Linked DNA regions of Homo sapiens: regions 1, 3, 4 and 5 are each linked to region 2. The links are chromatin contacts, found by Hi-C or POLR2A ChIA-PET in ENCODE. All regions are on one chromosome and are shown on one strand. The core of a region is the stretch at or near the end of the contact, and the rest is flanking DNA. Distances in the headings are between cores, read along the strand shown.

Evidence for each region. Hi-C counts contacts between places; a loop is a spot of excess contacts on that map. ChIA-PET counts read pairs that join two places held with the same protein, here RNA polymerase II (POLR2A). Pooled maps may share reads with other maps.
Region 1: a map of CD8-positive, alpha-beta T cell shows a loop between it and region 2 (7-fold over the local background). The contact joins the promoter of RAD54L here to the promoter of TOE1 in region 2. A Hi-C loop is called at or near these places in 1 of 168 maps with a recorded cell type or tissue (CD8-positive, alpha-beta T cell), 1 of 37 single-sample maps with no recorded cell type and 8 of 50 pooled maps. POLR2A ChIA-PET finds 5 or more read pairs at or near these places in 3 of 52 experiments (OCI-LY7, PC-9 and activated B cell).
Region 3: a pooled map shows a loop between it and region 2 (6-fold over the local background). The contact joins the promoter of PIK3R3 here to the promoter of TOE1 in region 2. A Hi-C loop is called at or near these places in 8 of 50 pooled maps.
Region 4: POLR2A ChIA-PET joins it to region 2 with 11 read pairs in HepG2. The contact joins the enhancer-like site here to the promoter of TOE1 in region 2. A Hi-C loop is called at or near these places in 1 of 168 maps with a recorded cell type or tissue (B cell) and 7 of 50 pooled maps. POLR2A ChIA-PET finds 5 or more read pairs at or near these places in 22 of 52 experiments (A549, AG04450, CD4-positive, alpha-beta T cell and 16 more).
Region 5: a pooled map shows a loop between it and region 2 (11-fold over the local background). The contact joins the promoter of LRRC41 here to the promoter of TOE1 in region 2. A Hi-C loop is called at or near these places in 9 of 50 pooled maps. POLR2A ChIA-PET finds 5 or more read pairs at or near these places in 2 of 52 experiments (GM10248 and activated naive CD4-positive, alpha-beta T cell).

Annotation. Positions count from the first base shown.
Region 1 is chr1:46,245,985-46,249,250 of GRCh38, reverse strand. RAD54L (RAD54 like) reads right to left here and starts at 1,488. Exons shown (of 18, transcript NM_003579.4): 1 at 843-1,488; 2 at 653-739. The coding sequence starts at 845. RefSeq lists a silencer at 1,668-1,927.
Region 2 is chr1:45,338,148-45,341,919 of GRCh38, reverse strand. TOE1 (target of EGR1, exonuclease) reads right to left here and starts at 1,750. Exons shown (of 8, transcript NM_025077.4): 1 at 1,616-1,750; 2 at 705-847; 3 at 577-617; 4 at 351-447. The coding sequence starts at 1,667. MUTYH (mutY DNA glycosylase) reads left to right here and starts at 1,950. Exons shown (of 16, transcript NM_001048174.2): 1 at 1,950-2,021. RefSeq lists enhancers at 425-1,091, 1,390-1,739, 1,092-1,760, 1,761-2,428.
Region 3 is chr1:46,131,152-46,134,534 of GRCh38, reverse strand. It overlaps PIK3R3 (phosphoinositide-3-kinase regulatory subunit 3), which reads left to right and starts at 1,906. Exons shown (of 10, transcript NM_003629.4): 1 at 1,906-2,688. The coding sequence starts at 2,583. The region is part of intron 1 of P3R3URF-PIK3R3 (P3R3URF-PIK3R3 readthrough); the gene reads left to right. It overlaps LOC101929626 (a long non-coding RNA gene), which reads right to left and starts at 1,164. Exons shown (of 3, transcript NR_125987.1): 1 at 1,145-1,164; 2 at 1-4. RefSeq lists enhancers at 1,124-1,353, 2,594-2,643.
Region 4 is chr1:44,824,894-44,828,303 of GRCh38, reverse strand. PTCH2 (patched 2) reads left to right here. Exons shown (of 22, transcript NM_003738.5): 13 at 1-8; 14 at 113-461; 15 at 590-902; 16 at 995-1,137; 17 at 1,222-1,402; 18 at 1,536-1,816; 19 at 1,917-2,054. Among named protein-coding and RNA genes, the nearest start is that of PTCH2, 17 kb to the left of the region's middle. Within about 2 kb of position 1,768, at least 15 of the 41 ENCODE cell types and tissues checked have a DNase peak (open chromatin) inside an H3K27ac peak, as active enhancers do.
Region 5 is chr1:46,302,257-46,306,003 of GRCh38, reverse strand. It overlaps LRRC41 (leucine rich repeat containing 41), which reads left to right and starts at 2,388. Exons shown (of 10, transcript NM_006369.5): 1 at 2,388-2,880. The coding sequence starts at 2,682. UQCRH (ubiquinol-cytochrome c reductase hinge protein) reads right to left here and starts at 2,306. Exons shown (of 4, transcript NM_006004.4): 1 at 2,184-2,306. The coding sequence starts at 2,237. RefSeq lists enhancers at 1,552-2,133, 2,134-2,717, 2,453-2,852 and silencers at 2,843-2,902, 2,953-3,002, 3,033-3,182, 3,533-3,602, 3,633-3,747.

The DNA.
Region 1 (3,266 bases), core at 239-2,738, 910 kb before region 2:
CAAAAAGTGCCTTCTAGTCCTTGCGTAGCTGATCCCTTCCTTCAAAGTTCCAGTGGCCAAGCCCCCACTTCTTGAACTGCTCTTATTCTCTGAAGTCCATGCTGCACTGTCCTATTTATTTTGGTTTACATAGGTCCTGCCCACAGCCAGCCCCAACAAGCCTCCAAAACAGGAAGCAGAGCCCAGGGCCCAACCTAAAGTAGAATATACTGTACTTGAGTATGAGCAAGGACTGGAAGGACACAACCTGTCAGATCTAGGCCCAAGTGAGCCCAGGACTCCAAGGTAGGCCCAGAACACTCTACTGTTCTGTGACACTGGGCAGGGGACAAAGAGCAAAAGAGCCAGCTGCTAATTGCTGTTGTGTAGCCCTTTTTTCCAAGCAGAGTCAAAAGGTCCAATCCAACTGGCTCTTTTGCTTATCTTTTCCCACCAGGAAAACTGAGGCTATATTAGCTTCTAGTGACTACCCTGAGGATAAAGATTTTACTAATCTTGTTCAATGCCTGGCACATAGTAAGTACTCACTAAAAGTTTATTGAACATACAAAAGAGGCATCTGGAATTGGCTATGTAACCCTAGAAACCAAATCCTGGCTTCTTTTCTGTCCAAACAGCTCTACCCACCTTCCCTGTCCCCTTGAGTGCTCACCACTAGGCCAGGTTGCCAGTCTTCATCATCACAGGACCTGCCTTCAGGTTTTCTCTTGGCCAGCTGGCTGGGAGCCAAGCTCCTCCTCTGTAAAGGGAGAACAGAAACAGTGCCTGCAAGGATCCTGCAGCCTAGGCCTACTAGACCCTGACCCAGGGCTATTCCCAGTCTCCCCTAGGCCCACACTTACCATCCTGGGCCTAGGAGTTTAAAACGTCAAGTACCCATGAGCCAAAGGTCAAAAGCAGGCAGCGGCTAAGAGTGTAGGACCAGGGTCTAATCTGTAGAGGGGGCTGCTACATTATTGAGAGGACCGGCTAATTAAAGAGGGGGCATGGATGGCGGGAATCCATCCAGGAACTGGTGTTTGGAACCAAACTGTGAGAGTGGCCGTCCCCAATAAGCCGAGACGAGAGATTAGGCCAAAGAGGAAGAGACCAAGCAGAGATTAGTGTGGGATTGGGGAGGAGGCAGGTGGAGTCCCAGACTGGGCGGAGTGGAGTGGGGATGATGGTCCCAGTCCGGGTGAAGGGAGGAGGTAGTTGCGCGGCGGGGCGGGGTGGGATTGGGGGTGGGTAATCACTGGCCAGGAGAGAGAAGCTGGGGTGAAAGTCCGAGGCCCGGGTGGGGAGGGCGAGTCTGGAGAAAGGAAATTTCCCAGGGCTGGAGGTGGAAACCAGGATCAGACTCAGGGAGGTCGAGCAGGAAGCCACGCGGGCGTGTAAAAAACCCAGGTTAGGAGGGGAATACCAGGAGGGGCTGAAAAGAGCGACAGAGATAGACGCAGACCCCAGCACCTCTCTCTCAACCTTCCTGTTCCCAAAGCGCGCGTTAACAGCCGCCAAGACTCACCGACCCGCCAAGACCGGGTCAATCGAACCTCCCGCCGCGCTGCCGTCGTATCACCCATTGGCTGCGTTCGATGAGTTCGGCGCTCGCGACCCAAGGAAGAGGCGGGAATAGTGCTGCGCCCAATGAGGAGTCTGGGCTCTGGAGCTGGAGAAGCTAAATTGACCTACTAGGAGGCGTGACTTAGATGGGAGGGCGGGGCCAACAGAGGTGGGCGGTTGGGCGAGAAGAGAGGGGCGGGGCGGGGGCGGGGGTGGCGGGGGAGGGGCGGGGCCAACAGCGAGGAGCAGTTGGGCGAGAAGAGCGGGGCGGGGCGAGAAGAGCTGGACGGGGCGGGGAGGGGCGGGGCCAACAGTGGGGAGCGGTTGGGCTAGAGGAGCGGGGCAGGGCTAGAAGAGCTGGACTGGACGCGACGGAGCGGGGAGGGGAGGGGCGGAATTACTACCTGCGAGCTGGAATTCGGCCCGTCTCGGGTGTTTGTCCCAGGTCGGTGAGCTGTGGTCCCGCAGCTATGGAAGGGAAGATTTACGCCACATTGAGCAGCAGGGGAGTTACCACCTGTAGTGGACAGCTGGGGATTATGAAAGGCGGCACATTTCTGGGAGTTTGGATTGAATCTACAGTGGTACCAGGTCTAGAGCGGAGGGCCGGGGTTGGAGTCAGGCCTCGCCCACCCAGAAAGTGGGGAGAGGCATTCGGCCCAGACTGCCACGTGGCGGGCTCGGGCAATGGGAGCCCCCGGATGACGCGACTTTCTCGCTCAGGGGTGTCTTGAAAGAAGCTGCCTTCCTCTCCAAGGCCAAACCGCGTTGGAGGAAGCGTTGTGTTTGGAGTCAGAGATTTAATCATCCAATCTCTCAAAACGTCAGTTTCTTCATATCTAAAGTGGCATTATAATAGTACCTCCCCCCCATGGCTATTCTGACAAGTAAATTAATGTGCGTAAAGCACCCAACAGTGGCATGCACAACCTAGGTACTCACTAATAATGATAAGGGTGTATTTATAGCATTTACCACCAGGCATTTCTGAGCTTCTAAGATATAACAGTTCATGTAATGCTCATGACTATGAGGTAGGTTTATTTTTGTCCCCATTTTGTAAGTGAGGAAACAGGCCTAGATAGGCTAGTAACTTGTACAAGGTCACACACCTGAGTATAGCTTAAGCCATCCTCACAGGGTTATCAAGAATTCTGAGGTCAGGCATGGTGGCTCACACCTGTAATTCCAGCACTTTGGGAGGCCGAGGCAGGAGGATTGCTTGAGCCCAGGACTTCCAGATCAGCCTGGGCAACACGGAGAAACCCCATATCTACAAAAAAATTAGCCAGGCATGGTGGTGCACAGCTGTAGTCCTAGCTATTGCAGACGCTGAGCTTGGAAGCATCGCTTGAGCCTGGAAGGTCAAGCTGCAGTGAGCCAAGATCGCGCCACTGCACTCCAACCTGGACGACAGAGCAAGACCCTATCTCAAAACAAAGAATTCTGGGCCGGGCGCGGTGGCTTACGCCTGTAATCCCAGCACTTTGGGAGGCCGAGACGGGCGGATCACAAGGTCAGGAGATCGAGACCATCCTGGCTAACACGTGAAACCCCGTCTCTACTAAAAATACAAAAAATTAGCCGGGAGCGTTGGCGGGCGCCTGTAGTCCCAGCTACTCGGGAGGCTGAGGCAGGAGAATGGCGTGAACCCGGGAGGCGGAGCTTGCAGTGAGCTAAGATCGTGCCACTGCACTCCAGCCTGGGCGATAGAGCGAGACTCC
Region 2 (3,772 bases), core at 501-3,000:
GATTTCAGAGAGCCAAGCTAGGAGGATGCAAAAGCTTAAGAATGATACAATGGACTCTGGGGACTCAGGGGGGAAAGGATGGAGGCAGGTGAGGGATAAAAGACTACGCATTGGGCACAGTGTACACTGGGTGATAGGTGCACCAAAATCTCAGAAATTGCCACTAAAGAACTTACTCATTTAACCAAACACCACCTGTTCCCCATAAACCTATTCAAATAAAAAAAAAAAAACTATCAAGTCAAAAAAAAAGATTTGGGAGAGAAATGCTTCCTATCTGATGTTCCCTAGAATCTCTCTACCCTCCACCCCACAGCCACACCTAGGATTGGGGTGAGATCAGCTCATACCTTGTCTGGCTGCCGCTTGAAGCAGGCGAGGCCCAGGGAAAGGATAGAACGGGTCCTGGCAGCATGACACACGGCCTTGTAACGTTCCTCAATGCACCTTGGGGTTGGGTATGGGGGTTGCTGTGGCTAGGAGTTAGCCTTATGAAGGACCCAAACCACCCAGGTCTGTGACCCCCCCACTCCACAGTTGAGGGCTGGCACTAAAGAGAAAAGGGCTTATACTTACTGGTTCAGCAAACTCTTCCTGTCCCCAAGCCCACTCAGCTCCTGTGGGTAGGTAAAGGGAGAGTTGTGACAGGCCTCTAGCACCAGCCCCTTCACAACCACCTGCCCTCCTTGTTTCCCAACTCTCACCGTGTCCACAGCCACGAAATTAGCTGTCTTTATGGCTAGCAGGAGGGATGGCCACATCTCCTTGAAGTTGTTGCTTTGCACATCCACTACGGGAACCTGGACTACTAGCTCCTCCCCAGATGTTGTGCTTTTGCTGACACCACCTGGGGGTTAGGAGGGTGATGGATGTTCATGCTTAAGGAAAGAGCCCAGGGGAACAGACACCAAGCTAGGCCACGGTGATGGTGGTAAGGGGGGTAGTTTCCATTGGTAGCTTTTCCCACAAGCCTTTGTAACCCACGTGTTCTACACACAGGCCTTGGAGTGGAGAATGCCCTGAATTTGGGGAGAGGAAGCCTGAGTCTTCTACTGGCTTGTATGAGCCTGGGTAAATTACTTCCCACCTCGCTTTCACAATCTGTAGAGGAGAAAGTTGGACTAGACGACCTTTGATTCTTTTTTCCCATGTCCTGCAGGAAACATTTTGTAGGGCTTGAGGATCTCAGCTCCCTTAATATCCCACAGGGATCCATACTACTGTTCTCATGGTGCCCCAGCGCCACAAGCAACAGCTCCCAGTAAGCCCCAGAGCCTGGCAGTGCCCCACACCAGAGCTCCCAATACGTCCTACCTTCCTTTGGATCACAACGCTCAATCCACTCCACTGAACTGAATCACAACTATTACTACTAACCGTTATGAGCTCCAGACTACATCTCCCGCCATGCCTCCATCAGCCCCATGCTCCCAACGCTCCAGGCTTTTGCAGCCGGAGCCGCGGTGTACAACGGAACTTGTAGTCTCCTCGTGGCTAGTTCAGGCGGAAGGAGCAGTCCTCTGAAGCTTGAGGAGCCTCTAGAACTATGAGCCCGAGGCCTTCCCCTCTCCCAGAGCGCAGAGGCTTTGAAGGCTACCTCTGGGAAGCCGCTCACCGTCGGAAGCTGCGGGAGCTGAAACTGCGCCATCGTCACTGTCGGCGGCCATGACACCGCTCGTCTCCCGCCTGAGTCGTCTGTGGGTACGCTGGACTTGCGGTCCGTCTCCTGGCGCGGTTCAGGCAGTCGGGGATGGGGCGGGGTCTCGCCGTCGGGTCGCCGATGGGTCGAACTTCCGTTCAGACGTCCCGGGTCCGGCGCGGGGAAGGCAGCCTGGCGCGCGCTAATTGCCTATTGGCCTGTGCTGCCGGCTCGCAGCCCGGGTGGACCCGAGCCACGCCCCCTGGAGTGCGCCGGAAAGCCGGGCGCGCTAGAGCTCGCGGGAGGTAATCTTTCTCTCCTGCTCTCGCGGCGGGAACGCGGGGCCTCCGTGTTCTGCTGTCTTCATCAGCGTGGGCCGCGGGTAGCGGGTAGTGGGGTGGCTGGGTTTGGGCTTTCCAGAGAAGGTGACGCTGCCTGAGCTGAGCTTAAAGCACGCCCAGGAGTTAGACTAGGAGAGGGTCGTGTGGGGGAAAGAAGGGCGTTCTGGGCATCGGTAAATTCCCAGAGAGGATGGAGAGCTCAGTGATCTCCAGAAAGTGAAAGAGGCGGGGAGTGGGCCATCGGAGGAGGCTGCCCAGGGTGTAAGAGCGACCGATTGGTAGGGAAGCTTTTGTAATAATCCAATCAAGTGATAATGTGAACTTGAATTAAGGCTGGCAGTATGGATGGCGAGGAAGGGACAAATTGTGAAGCAGCTAGGCGGTATAGTCGACCTAGAGGGTGATTGAATTTGAAAGAGGTTCCTAGGCCGGGCGCGGTGGCTCACGCCTGTAATCCCAGCACTTTGGGAGGCCGAGGCGGGCGGATTACCTGAGGTCCGGAGTTCAAAACCAGCCTGGCCAACATGGTGAAACCCCGTCTCTACTAAAAGTACAAAAAAAATTAGCTGGGTATGGTGCGGGCGCCTGTAATCCCACTACTTGGGAGGCTGAGGCAGGAGAATCGCTTGAACCTGGGAGGCAGAGGTTGCGGTGAGCCGAGATCACGCCATTTTGCACTTCAGCCTAGGCAACAAGAGCGAAACTCCGTCTCAAAAAAAAAAAAAAAAAAAAAATTCCTATTGGAGACTAGTCCCTCCGTAAACACTACGATTCCCATCCACCTCTGCCTTCCAGTGCTCCTTTGTTACTCATTGTTTATAGTTAATCTTCAGCTTCTCTCAACTGAGCCCATTTCATCATTATTCAGAACTGCTTGGGCCGGGCGCAGTGGCTTATGGCCTGTAATCATCTTAGGAGGCCAAGGTGGGAGGATCGCTTGACCCTAGGAGTTCAAGACTAGCCTGGGCAACATAGTGAAACCTTGTCTCTACAAAAAGAAAATTAAAAATTAGTTGGGCATGGTGGTGCGCACCTGTAGTCCCAGCTACAGGAGGCTGAGGTGAGAGGATGGCTTGAGCCCAGGAGGTCGAGGCTGCAGTGAGCCATGTTCTTATTGCACTCCAGCCTGAGTGGCAGAGCAGCAAAGTGAGGGACACACTGTCTCTAAAAACAAAACAAACAAACAAAAAAAAAACAAAAATAAAAAAACTCTTTGGATTTCTCCTATCCTAAAAAAGGGAAACTCTTTTGACTATCCCCCATCCCATTAATTCATTTAACAGGTATCTATTGTGTACAGTTTACCTGGCACTGACTTTGGACACACACCAATCAACAAGAGAATCAGTCCTTGCACTCAAGTCGTTTTTTACAGTCAAATTCAGGAAGTACACACTGATGGAAAGAATCAAAGTAATGTAAAATTACATTAGGTAAGAGCTACAAGGCAGAAATATGTGATAGGATAAGATGAGGGGACCTGATTTGGACATTTCAGTCAAGACTTGAAAAATGATAAGGTGTTAGGTAAAAGCATAAAAGAGTCCAAACAGAGGAAATGGATTGTGTGAGGCCCCAAGGTGGGCAGACACACTTGAGGTGTTTAAGCAACTAAATTCAGTCAACCTTGGCTAGAGCATAGTGAGGGGATGAGGCGGATGGTGCCCGGATCACTGGACCTGCAAGGCTGTAGTAAGAGGACTGCCTTCTAAGAGCAAGGGTGTGGCAGCCAAATCCCTCCAATGGCCTATAAGGTACTTTGTGACCCTCCTCTCCCCACCTCATCTGGTTT
Region 3 (3,383 bases), core at 657-3,156, 790 kb before region 2:
CTACCTGTAAGGAATGGTTCAGGAAATTATAATTAATGAGTCCTGCCCCAAAGTTGAAATCATATTTGGATTTCAGAAATAATAAGAAAGCATATAAGAATCCTGGTGTCTTTTCTTAGCTCAACCATGTCCATCCATACTTTCTGGCCCTTTTAAACCAGTTACTCTATACCCAGTCCATATACATTTTGACTGTCTGCCCTCAGGAACTGTCTCAACTCAGGGCATCTTTAAGGAAGGCAGAACCACCTTAGGAGGTAGAGGGTGAAACGTGGCAACTCTTCCATAGGCGAATCAATATAGCAGACATGCTCAAGGTAGGAGGTTTTGCTAGGGCTTAAATCAGGCTGTCAACTCAAACACAATGGGCTTTGTTACTCCTGTGTAAAGAGGAAATGGAGCAGTTTTTGGCCTCCTCAGACTGTATTGTAGGGTATACAGGATGGCAATTCCAGGCACAATCTTCAGGAGACACAAATCTGCTTTTAGCTATTCAGTGTTCCCCAGCAAGTTAATTAGCTGTTTCTGAAATGCATGGAAATATTCAGCATTTTCATAGTGAAGCCAATCTCCCAGATTTAAGCTTTGGGGGTGGGAATGAGTATGTGAGGAAGAGGGTCTGTCAGGGAAACAGAATAGAGCCCTTTTGGTGAGAGATTCCAACACCTGTGACTTATCTTAGAAATTACACATGCACTGTAATTCCAAGACTTTTTTTTTTTTTAATTGGTTTGAGCACTCGAGCAGGAGGGCTTGCTGAGACCTCTCACTATTTTAGGCGTGGGGAGTTACCTCTGGGTTCAAAAGTCTTTGGGTGGGAAGCACAGAGGAACTGCGAAATGCCTCCCTCAGAAATGTCCAATTGCTCAAGGGGAGAAGCAGGGAGTGGGGTCAGGTAGCAGCCAGGAAGGTTGCAGGGGCCACGGGCACATCCTCTCCCTGAGTGGTAAGGTGGCAAGTGGGTTTGGGGACCATTGCTTTGACAACTTGTCAAGGGTGCGGAGAGGGCTGTCCCAGCAAGGTGAAGAGGTCTGTAGGAAAGGAGTCTCCCCAGAGACCTCCTAAGGACCAGAAGAGCGCGCACCCCGCCAAGTGACAGAACGTGCCCCCTCTGTGTCCGCTCCCTTCCCCCGCGGCCAATCACCGGGCAGAGGCGTCTCACGCCAGCAGGTCCTCCCTGGCTCCTCTCCTTACTCGTCCGGGCGGACCAAGCCTCAGCAGGAGCCCCGCCTGTCTCCAGGCAGTTTGAGCCCCCGAGCGCTCGCCCAGCCTGTCAGTAACCGCCGTTTGCGTTTTCTTCCTTTCTTTCTTTCTTTTTTTTCCTCCTCTTTTCTTTTCCCCTTCTGCCTTTGTCCCGCTTAGTAACTGGGCTCTGACCAATCGCCGCCTTACCGGCCGGCGCCGGCTGTCTCCTGATTGGCCCGCTTGGGGCGCGCAGCCGTCTCCCGCTCCTTCGCAGGAGCAAGGCAGACAAAAGACGCAGGCTCCAGGCTCCGGCAACCGGCCTCAGCCAATCACCACCCACCTTGCCTCTCTTCCCTCGCCCCACTCCCTCCTCGCCTGGCTCGCGTGCTCCCGGCACTGACTCCTGGAGTGCGGCCAGCGCCCGGATCGTACCATTCTGATTGAGGCTGGGGGAGAGCGCGGATGGCTGATTGGGGAGCCGAAGCCTAGAGAGCGGTGGGGAGACGTGAAAGTCGAGATGGAGAGCAGCTTTTTGAACATGTTCTCAGGCACTTGACAGAATCCCGGTACATCGAGGCGGGACGGCGTGGAAGGGGCGGTGGTGATGCCTGCTGTCCCCCCTCCCGGCGCGGTTGGGTGGCGCCTCAGCGGGTGGGCAGCATGGGGCGGGGAGGGTGTCCCCTCCGCGCCGTTAAAATGAAACTCTAGTGGCTGGAGTCCGGGCAGAGCTTGAGGGCAGTTGGTGCGGTCGGGTTGGTTCTTACACCCCGGCGGGAGCGCCCAGACAAGCCGAGCTGACTGGACTTCTCCGGCCGGCCCCATTCCCGAGGCTGCGGCAGCTTCGGTTCCGAGACCGACCGGAGAGGAGCCCGAGTCCCGGCCTCTGGGGGATTCGCTCTCTGCAGACCAGTGGGACCCCGAAACTTGAACGCAATCTCCAGCCCCCTTTTTTGCCTTCCTTTGTCACTTGCCCGGGTTTCTCCCAACGTGTTCTTTTTTTTCCTCTTCATTCTCCCTCCTTCGAAGGACACAAAAGTGGCTTCCGCGGAAAGATTTGGAGGCGGTGGGAGCTTTTCTCCCCGGAGAGCGACTGTGTAGAAAGGATTTTTGGGAAGCCGCTTTTTAACACCTCTGCTCTCCGTCCCCCAAGCCTCTGTGTAATCCTCTGAGGAGAAAAGCCCATAGCTTGAAAGTTCGGGGGCATTTTGTTGTGTTCTGTAGGAGAGAGGGGGAGGACCCTGTTCGGGTAGTTTGGCCGGACTGGTACTGGCCGTTGGAAAACCCGAAGTACATTTCCGTGTGGAACTTTTGCAGATATATATTTTTAGATTTTTAAATACCAGATAAAAAATATATGCCTTCTATATATCTCCTGGCGACCTGCCCCTGACAGCGCGATGTACAATACGGTGTGGAGTATGGACCGCGATGACGCAGACTGGAGGGAGGTGATGATGCCCTATTCGACAGAACTGATATTTTATATTGAAATGGATCCTCCAGGTACTTGGGAGAAAAAAAAAAAGAATCTCGTGATGGGTCTGATTTGTATTTACCAAGAGCTTGCTGATGTTTTCAGGGCAGAAGTATTCCTGGGTGCGCTAGGTTCGGGATGAGGAGATTTGCAGTTACAGCTGCGGTAAAACTGCTTCTGGTTTACACGTTTAAAGTTTGCAGTTAGGACCCTGATCCTATTGTCCTGCGAAGGTGGGGGTGGGGGCTGGAAGTGGGGGTGGGAGGAGAGACCCCTTTTTAAAATTATCATTATTTTTTACTTTGCCTTTGCGTGTCGTTCAGGTTTTTCTTGTGCCCGCCACTTTATTTTATTTTTTTCTTTTTCAATTAAAGACTCTTCTACCTGCAAAGGATGTTTTATATCCCGGGGTTAAAACCAGTCTTTCACTTTGGGCGAATTCTTGAAAGCTTGTCCTTTCATACATTTGTCTAATTTGGTTCGTTGTGTTTTACCCCGGTTAACTTCTGAAACTGAGTTATGTGATTATTCATTGTAAGACTCCCTTTTTCTCTTGCAGAAACAAATGCCGGTTAGTGATTTTTTTTAGGGATTGGGCGTTCGTATTCAGCCATGGTCTTAGTCTGAGGTTTTCCTTCTCAGAAGATAGTCGCTCAGAGAAATCTACGTGCAATATTTTATTACTCTTTAATTTAATGATGATTTAACTTAATTTATGGGATAG
Region 4 (3,410 bases), core at 519-3,018, 510 kb after region 2:
TTCTCCAGGTACTGCCTGCGCCCCAGCCCCTTCCTCCCGTGACCCACGCCAGCCTGTCCCCTCACCAGCATTTCAAGGCACAGACCTGTCATCCACTCTCTACCTCTTCCAGTCCCTGCTCTGCTCAGGTGATTCAGATCCTGCCCCAGGAGCTGGGGGACGGGACAGTACCAGTGGGCATTGCCCACCTCACTGCCACAGTTCAAGCCTTTACCCACTGTGAAGCCAGCAGCCAGCATGTGGTCACCATCCTGCCTCCCCAAGCCCACCTGGTGCCCCCACCTTCTGACCCACTGGGCTCTGAGCTCTTCAGCCCTGGAGGGTCCACACGGGACCTTCTAGGCCAGGAGGAGGAGACAAGGCAGAAGGCAGCCTGCAAGTCCCTGCCCTGTGCCCGCTGGAATCTTGCCCATTTCGCCCGCTATCAGTTTGCCCCGTTGCTGCTCCAGTCACATGCTAAGGTAAGACTGGGCAGAGCAGGGCAGAGACTTAGCATCTCTGGGCCCAGAAGGGCAGAGAGGGCTTAGTCCACTGCCTGAGGGGCTGGGGGCAGCCCTGGGGTCTCCAGCTTAGTTGCTACATCCCGCAGGCCATCGTGCTGGTGCTCTTTGGTGCTCTTCTGGGCCTGAGCCTCTACGGAGCCACCTTGGTGCAAGACGGCCTGGCCCTGACGGATGTGGTGCCTCGGGGCACCAAGGAGCATGCCTTCCTGAGCGCCCAGCTCAGGTACTTCTCCCTGTACGAGGTGGCCCTGGTGACCCAGGGTGGCTTTGACTACGCCCACTCCCAACGCGCCCTCTTTGATCTGCACCAGCGCTTCAGTTCCCTCAAGGCGGTGCTGCCCCCACCGGCCACCCAGGCACCCCGCACCTGGCTGCACTATTACCGCAACTGGCTACAGGGTGAGAGGCGAGGAGACGGGCAGGGAGGGGTGCTGCAGGGAGAAACGCCCTGGGGCCACCAGCTAATAGAACCCTATCCTGGTCTCCCCCAGGAATCCAGGCTGCCTTTGACCAGGACTGGGCTTCTGGGCGCATCACCCGCCACTCGTACCGCAATGGCTCTGAGGATGGGGCCCTGGCCTACAAGCTGCTCATCCAGACTGGAGACGCCCAGGAGCCTCTGGATTTCAGCCAGGTTGGGAGAGGGCTGGAGGGGTCCACTAGTACAGGGGCTGCAGGCCTCCTGGGCCCAGGCCTTCAGCCCTCTCTGCCTCTGCAGCTGACCACAAGGAAGCTGGTGGACAGAGAGGGACTGATTCCACCCGAGCTCTTCTACATGGGGCTGACCGTGTGGGTGAGCAGTGACCCCCTGGGTCTGGCAGCCTCACAGGCCAACTTCTACCCCCCACCTCCTGAATGGCTGCACGACAAATACGACACCACGGGGGAGAACCTTCGCAGTGAGTCTTGGGGGGAGCTCGGCAAGAGCCTCAGCCTCGCCCACACAAGCCCTGAGCCTGAGGCCCTGCCCACTCTGCCCCGTGCTCACCGCCCTGTCCCTCTCCCTCTTCTCCCTTCCCCTCCCCTCCACAGTCCCGCCAGCTCAGCCCTTGGAGTTTGCCCAGTTCCCCTTCCTGCTGCGTGGCCTCCAGAAGACTGCAGACTTTGTGGAGGCCATCGAGGGGGCCCGGGCAGCATGCGCAGAGGCCGGCCAGGCTGGGGTGCACGCCTACCCCAGCGGCTCCCCCTTCCTCTTCTGGGAACAGTATCTGGGCCTGCGGCGCTGCTTCCTGCTGGCCGTCTGCATCCTGCTGGTGTGCACTTTCCTCGTCTGTGCTCTGCTGCTCCTCAACCCCTGGACGGCTGGCCTCATAGTGAGTGCTTGCAGGAGTGGGGACAGAGACACCCCACCCTTCCCTGCCCAGCCTGTCATCCCTCCTGCCAGGAGCCCTCTGTGAGCCCTGTCTCCCTCAGGTGCTGGTCCTGGCGATGATGACAGTGGAACTCTTTGGTATCATGGGTTTCCTGGGCATCAAGCTGAGTGCCATCCCCGTGGTGATCCTTGTGGCCTCTGTAGGCATTGGCGTTGAGTTCACAGTCCACGTGGCTCTGGTGAGCACGGGCACCCCGGGGAGGGACCAATCAGCTGATTCAGTATTCAACACATATTGTTCAAGCCCCTACTATGTGCTAGGTACTATTTAAGAATTTGGGCTGGGTGGACGTGGTAGCTCATTCCTGTAATCCCAGCACTTTGGGAGGCCGAGGCAGGTGGATCACCTGAGGTCAGGAGTTCGAAACCAGCCTGGCCAACATGGTGAAACCCTGTCTTTACTAAAAATACAAAAAATTAGCCAGGCGTGGTGGCACATGCCAGTAATCCCAGCTACTTTGGAGGCTGAGGCAGAATTGCTTGAACCTGGGAGGCGAAGGTTGCAGTGAGCTGAGATCGTGCCATTGCACTCCAGCCTGGGCAACAAGAGTGAAACTCTCCGTCTCAAAAAAAAAAAAAAAAAAGAATTTGGGCTGGGCACAGTGGCTCATGCCTGTAATTGGGATGATGCTGGGGCATTTTGGGAGGCCAAGGCAGGCGGATCCCCTGAAGTCAGGAGTTCAAGACCAGCCTGGCCAACATTGCAAAACCCCGTCTCTACTGAAAATACAAAAATTAGCTGGGCGTGGTGGCTCATGCCTGTAATCCCAGCTACTCAGGAGGCTGAGGCAGGAGAATTACTTGAACCCAGGAGGCGGAGGTTACAGTGAGCTGAGATCACATCACTGTACTCCAGCCTGGGCAAAAGAGCAAGATTCAATCTCAAAAAAGAATTTGGAAAATAAAAATAAAAAAGAATACGGGATATAATAGCAATACAGTTTTTTACCTCCAAGGAACTTATATTCTAGGGATAGAGATAGACAATAAGGGCTGGGTGAGGTGGCTTACGCCTGTAATCCCAGCACTTTGGGAAGCCGAGGTGGGCACATCACTTGAGGTCAGGAGTTCAAGACCAGCCTGGCCGACATGGTGAAACCCCATCTCTACTAAAAATATGAAAATTAGCTGGGTGTGGGGGTGCATGCCTGTAATCCCAGCTACTTGGAAGGCTGAGGCAGGAGAATCACTTGAACCCGGGAGGGTGGAGGTTGCCATGAGCCGAGACCATGCCACTGCACTCCAGCCTGGGAGACCGAGCAAAACTCCATCTCAAAAAAAGAAAAAAAAGAAGAGAGAGATAGACAGTAAATAAGTAGACAAATAAATAAGCAGCCATTTCAGTAGAGAGGAGTAGACAAGATCCTGTCTGGAATGTGTTAAAGACAGAATGGAAGATGAGAAAATGGGAATCAATGATTCTTTTGAATGGTTTTACTGTGAACCATTGTGGGATGGGCCAGGCATGGTGACTCACACCTGTAATCCCAGCACTTTGGGAGGCTAAAGCTGGTGGATTGCTTGAGCCAGGAGTT
Region 5 (3,747 bases), core at 1,139-3,638, 960 kb before region 2:
CTAACACGGTGAAACCCTGTCTCTACTAAAAATACAAAAATTAGGTGGCGTGCGCCTGTAATTTCAGCTACTCAGGAGGCTGAGGCAAAAGAGAATCGCTTGAACCCGGGAGCGGAGGTTGCAGTGAGCCGGATCACGCCACTGCACTCCAGCCTGGGAGACAGAGCAAGATTCCGTCTCAAAAAAAAAAAATTATGGGTTCCTCATAGAATACCATAGTTTATTTTATTTTATTTATTTATTTATTTATTTTGAGACGGAGTCTCGCTCTGTCGCCCAGGCTGGAGTGCAGTGGCGCGACCTTGGCTCACTGCAAGCTTCGCCTCTCGGGTTGACGCCATTCTGCCTCAGCCTCTCGAGTAGCTGGGACTACAGGCGCCCGCCGCCACGCCCGGCTAATTTTTTGTATTTTCAGTAGAGAAGGGGTTTCACCATGTTAGCCAGGATGGTTTGGATCTCCTGACCTCCTGATCCACCCGCCTCGGCCTCCCGATCCACCCGCCTCGGCCTCCCGATCCACCCGCCTCGGCCTCCCAAAGTGCTGGGATTACAGGCATGAGCCACCGCGCCCGGCCAGAATACCCTAGTTTAAAACTGACTGCTTAATTACTTGCTTTTTCTCATCTATTGCAGCGGTGGATCTTGCTGACCTTTCTGAGGCAGGCTCCATTTCTTTCTTTAGTTTTTTTTTTTTTTTTTTTTTTTGAGACAGGGTCTCACTCGGGTTGCCTCGGCTGGAGTGCAGTGACACGATCACGGCTCACTGCAGCCTGGACTTCCTGGGCTCAAACTCCCGAGCAGTTGAGACCACAGGCGTTCACCACCATGCCCGGCTAATTTTTATATTTTTTGTAGAGACGGGGTTTCGCCACGTTGCCCAGGCTGGTCCAACTCCTGGACTCATGCTACCTGTCTGCCTCGGCCGTCCTCCTAAAGTGTTGGGATTACAGGCGTGAGCCACTGCGCCCGGCCTCAGGTTCTATTTCTTTTTAGAAATAATAAGACTAGAAAAATTAAGGGATAAATAAGTCTCCAATTATTCTGAACCCACAGCCCAGAATGGCTGCCCCCAAGTGACCAGAGAACAGACGGACAGGAAATGAGATTAGAAACAACTAGTAGCTGTGTCGCAAAATTGATAAGAGTCCTGGTTCTAGAACCGCGCTGCTTGGCCGCAATTCCTGGCTGCACCAATTTGGTAGCTGCATGACCTTAGAAAAGATATTTAACCTCTATGCTTGTTTCCTCATCTGTAAAAATGGCACTAATAGTACCCAACACTTACTTCATAGGAATAGTGTGTAGATGAAATGAATTAGGGCCGGGCGCGGTGGCTCACGCCTGTAATCCCAGGACTTTGGGAGGCCGGGGTGGGCGGATCACTAGGTCAGGAGTTCGAGATCAGCCTGGCCAACAGAGTGAAACCCCCGTCGCTACTAAAAACACAAAAATTAGCCAGGCGTGGTGGCGGACACCTGTAGTCCCAGCTACCTGGGAGGCTGAGGCAGGAGAATCGCTTGAACCCAGGAGGCGGAGGTTGCAGCGAGCCGAGACCACGCCACTGCACTCCAGCCTGGGCGACAGAGCGAGATTCCATCTCAAAAAAAAAAAAAAAATTAATTAGTGCATATAAAGCACTTGGAATAGCAAGCAGTCAATAATTATAGCAGCACTCTTTCTCTGGGAAAGAGCTCCCTCTTCCATCACAGAATCACATCGTACATTCTTTCATTGTCCCCAAAGACACACACCTTCCTCAAAGAAAAGGAACACAAGGCCAGGTCTTCCGAACCTCCATAGAAGATGTGGTAGGGATTCCTAACCTGAGCTGGGGCAAGGCGGTCTGTTTGCTCCCCAAATCTGTGAAACGCGGGCTTCAGAACATCTGACTGACTGCAAACATAGGTCATATTTTTACAAGACTTTAGTCCACAAAACATTTTCGCTCTCAAACCTTCACTACATTCACAGAATGCAGAAGCCGAGGCCCAGAGAAAAACTAGTCATCTATCTGTCCAAAGTCACCGGACGAATTCTGGGGAAAGGTCGAGGGAACTAGAGCTCCCGACTATGCAAACCCTAGAGGGTAAACTGGGGGCTAAGAGGGCCCCGTGCGTGTTTTGGCGGGCTAGGTCCTGGGCTTCAGGGCAGAGAAGAGGGCCGAGTGGATCGCCTTGCCTTACCTCCTCAGGATCTCCGGATTCGGTAAGCATCTTTTGCTCGTCCTCCAGTCCCATGTCTGGCTACGGTTCTAGATTCAACACGAGCAGCAACAGCGGCACCTAACCCAGTTCAGGATCAAGAAGGACTTGTAAGGGTCACTCAGCGGAAATCCGGCGATCTGGCCGGAAGTGCGGCACACTCATCGTGGTCGCGAACACATGCTCAGATTGGCATGTACTACCAGCCGCAGGCAGAGGTTAGGGGTAGCTGATGTTTGCACCCGAGGAGGCTTTGCTAAGAAACATCCCCTTAGTCATACCACACCCAAGTATAATTGATCTAGGAGTTTATCTAAAATAGTAGCTCCTAAGAGACTTGGAAAGTGTGCTAATTTCTTCGAAATTTCTTTAGAATAATTCACATTCTTCCCCATATCGCTTATGGAGCCGTCCTAACTGCTGACCTTTTCAAGATGGCGGTCCGCGGGCGACACTCTCGGGCTCGCGCACCTCCCCAAGATGGCGGCGCCCGAGGCCTGGCGCGCCCGGAGTTGCTGGTTCTGTGAGGTAGCGGCGGCAACGACCATGGAGGCCACGTCCCGGGAGGCGGCGCCAGCGAAGAGCTCGGCCTCGGGCCCCAACGCTCCCCCCGCCCTGTTCGAGCTGTGCGGGCGGGCGGTGAGCGCCCATATGGGGGTTCTGGAGAGCGGGGTGTGGGGTAAGTCGCGGGGTGAGGGGCTACCTCTGGCTAAGAGCAAGGGGCGGCCCAGCGGCCGGGGGGCGCGGGGGGCGAGGCCGGGAGGCCCGGGGCAAGGCCCAGCCTGGGGCGCTGAAAGCCAGCTCGTAGGATCGGAGAATGAATTTTGTGACTGACAGGGCTGGACAGAGTAAAGACGGAGACCTAAATGGGCAGGCTGACCCGCACCGCGGCCTGGCTCGGGGGCGCGGGGGGCGAGGCCAGGAGGCCCGGTCTGGAGCGAAGCAGGCTGGGCCCGGGCGACTGAGGCTGGATTGCGGCTGTGGGCCGCGCGAACTGACACTCGGCTGGGCCGGGCAGGAGAGTCTCGGATGTCGAACCGGTGGGCAGCGATGGCCCGGCTGCCCTAGGGCAGGGGCCGAGGTTAGGAGGCCCGGCCTAAGGCAAGGCCAGGCCAGGCCCGGGGCCACCGAACCTGACTGATGGCCCCGGGGCTCCAGCATCTGCCTGACACGCCACGGGGGTCGAGATTCCGGAGGCCAAGCCGATGGGCGGAGGGGAGGACAGCAGATTGGAGAGCGAGGGAATGGGGCAGGGGGAGAGGCCGAACGAAAGGGTCGGGGCGCCGCGGCCTGTCTGACGGCCCAGGGCTGACGGGAGCGAACCGACAACCGGGGTCTCGGGTGCCAAACTGACTAAGCGACCGAGCGACCGTGCGACCCGCAGGACAGGGAGCGCCGGAGGCCACTCGGATCGGCTCGAGCGGCGAGGAGGGACCGGAGAGCGAGTGGAGGGGGGCCCGGAGCGGCTTAAACAAGCGAGGGAGGCTCGAATGACGGACAGGCGGGAAGGGCCAAGGAGGCCCCAAGCGGGGCGACGGCCCGGGGA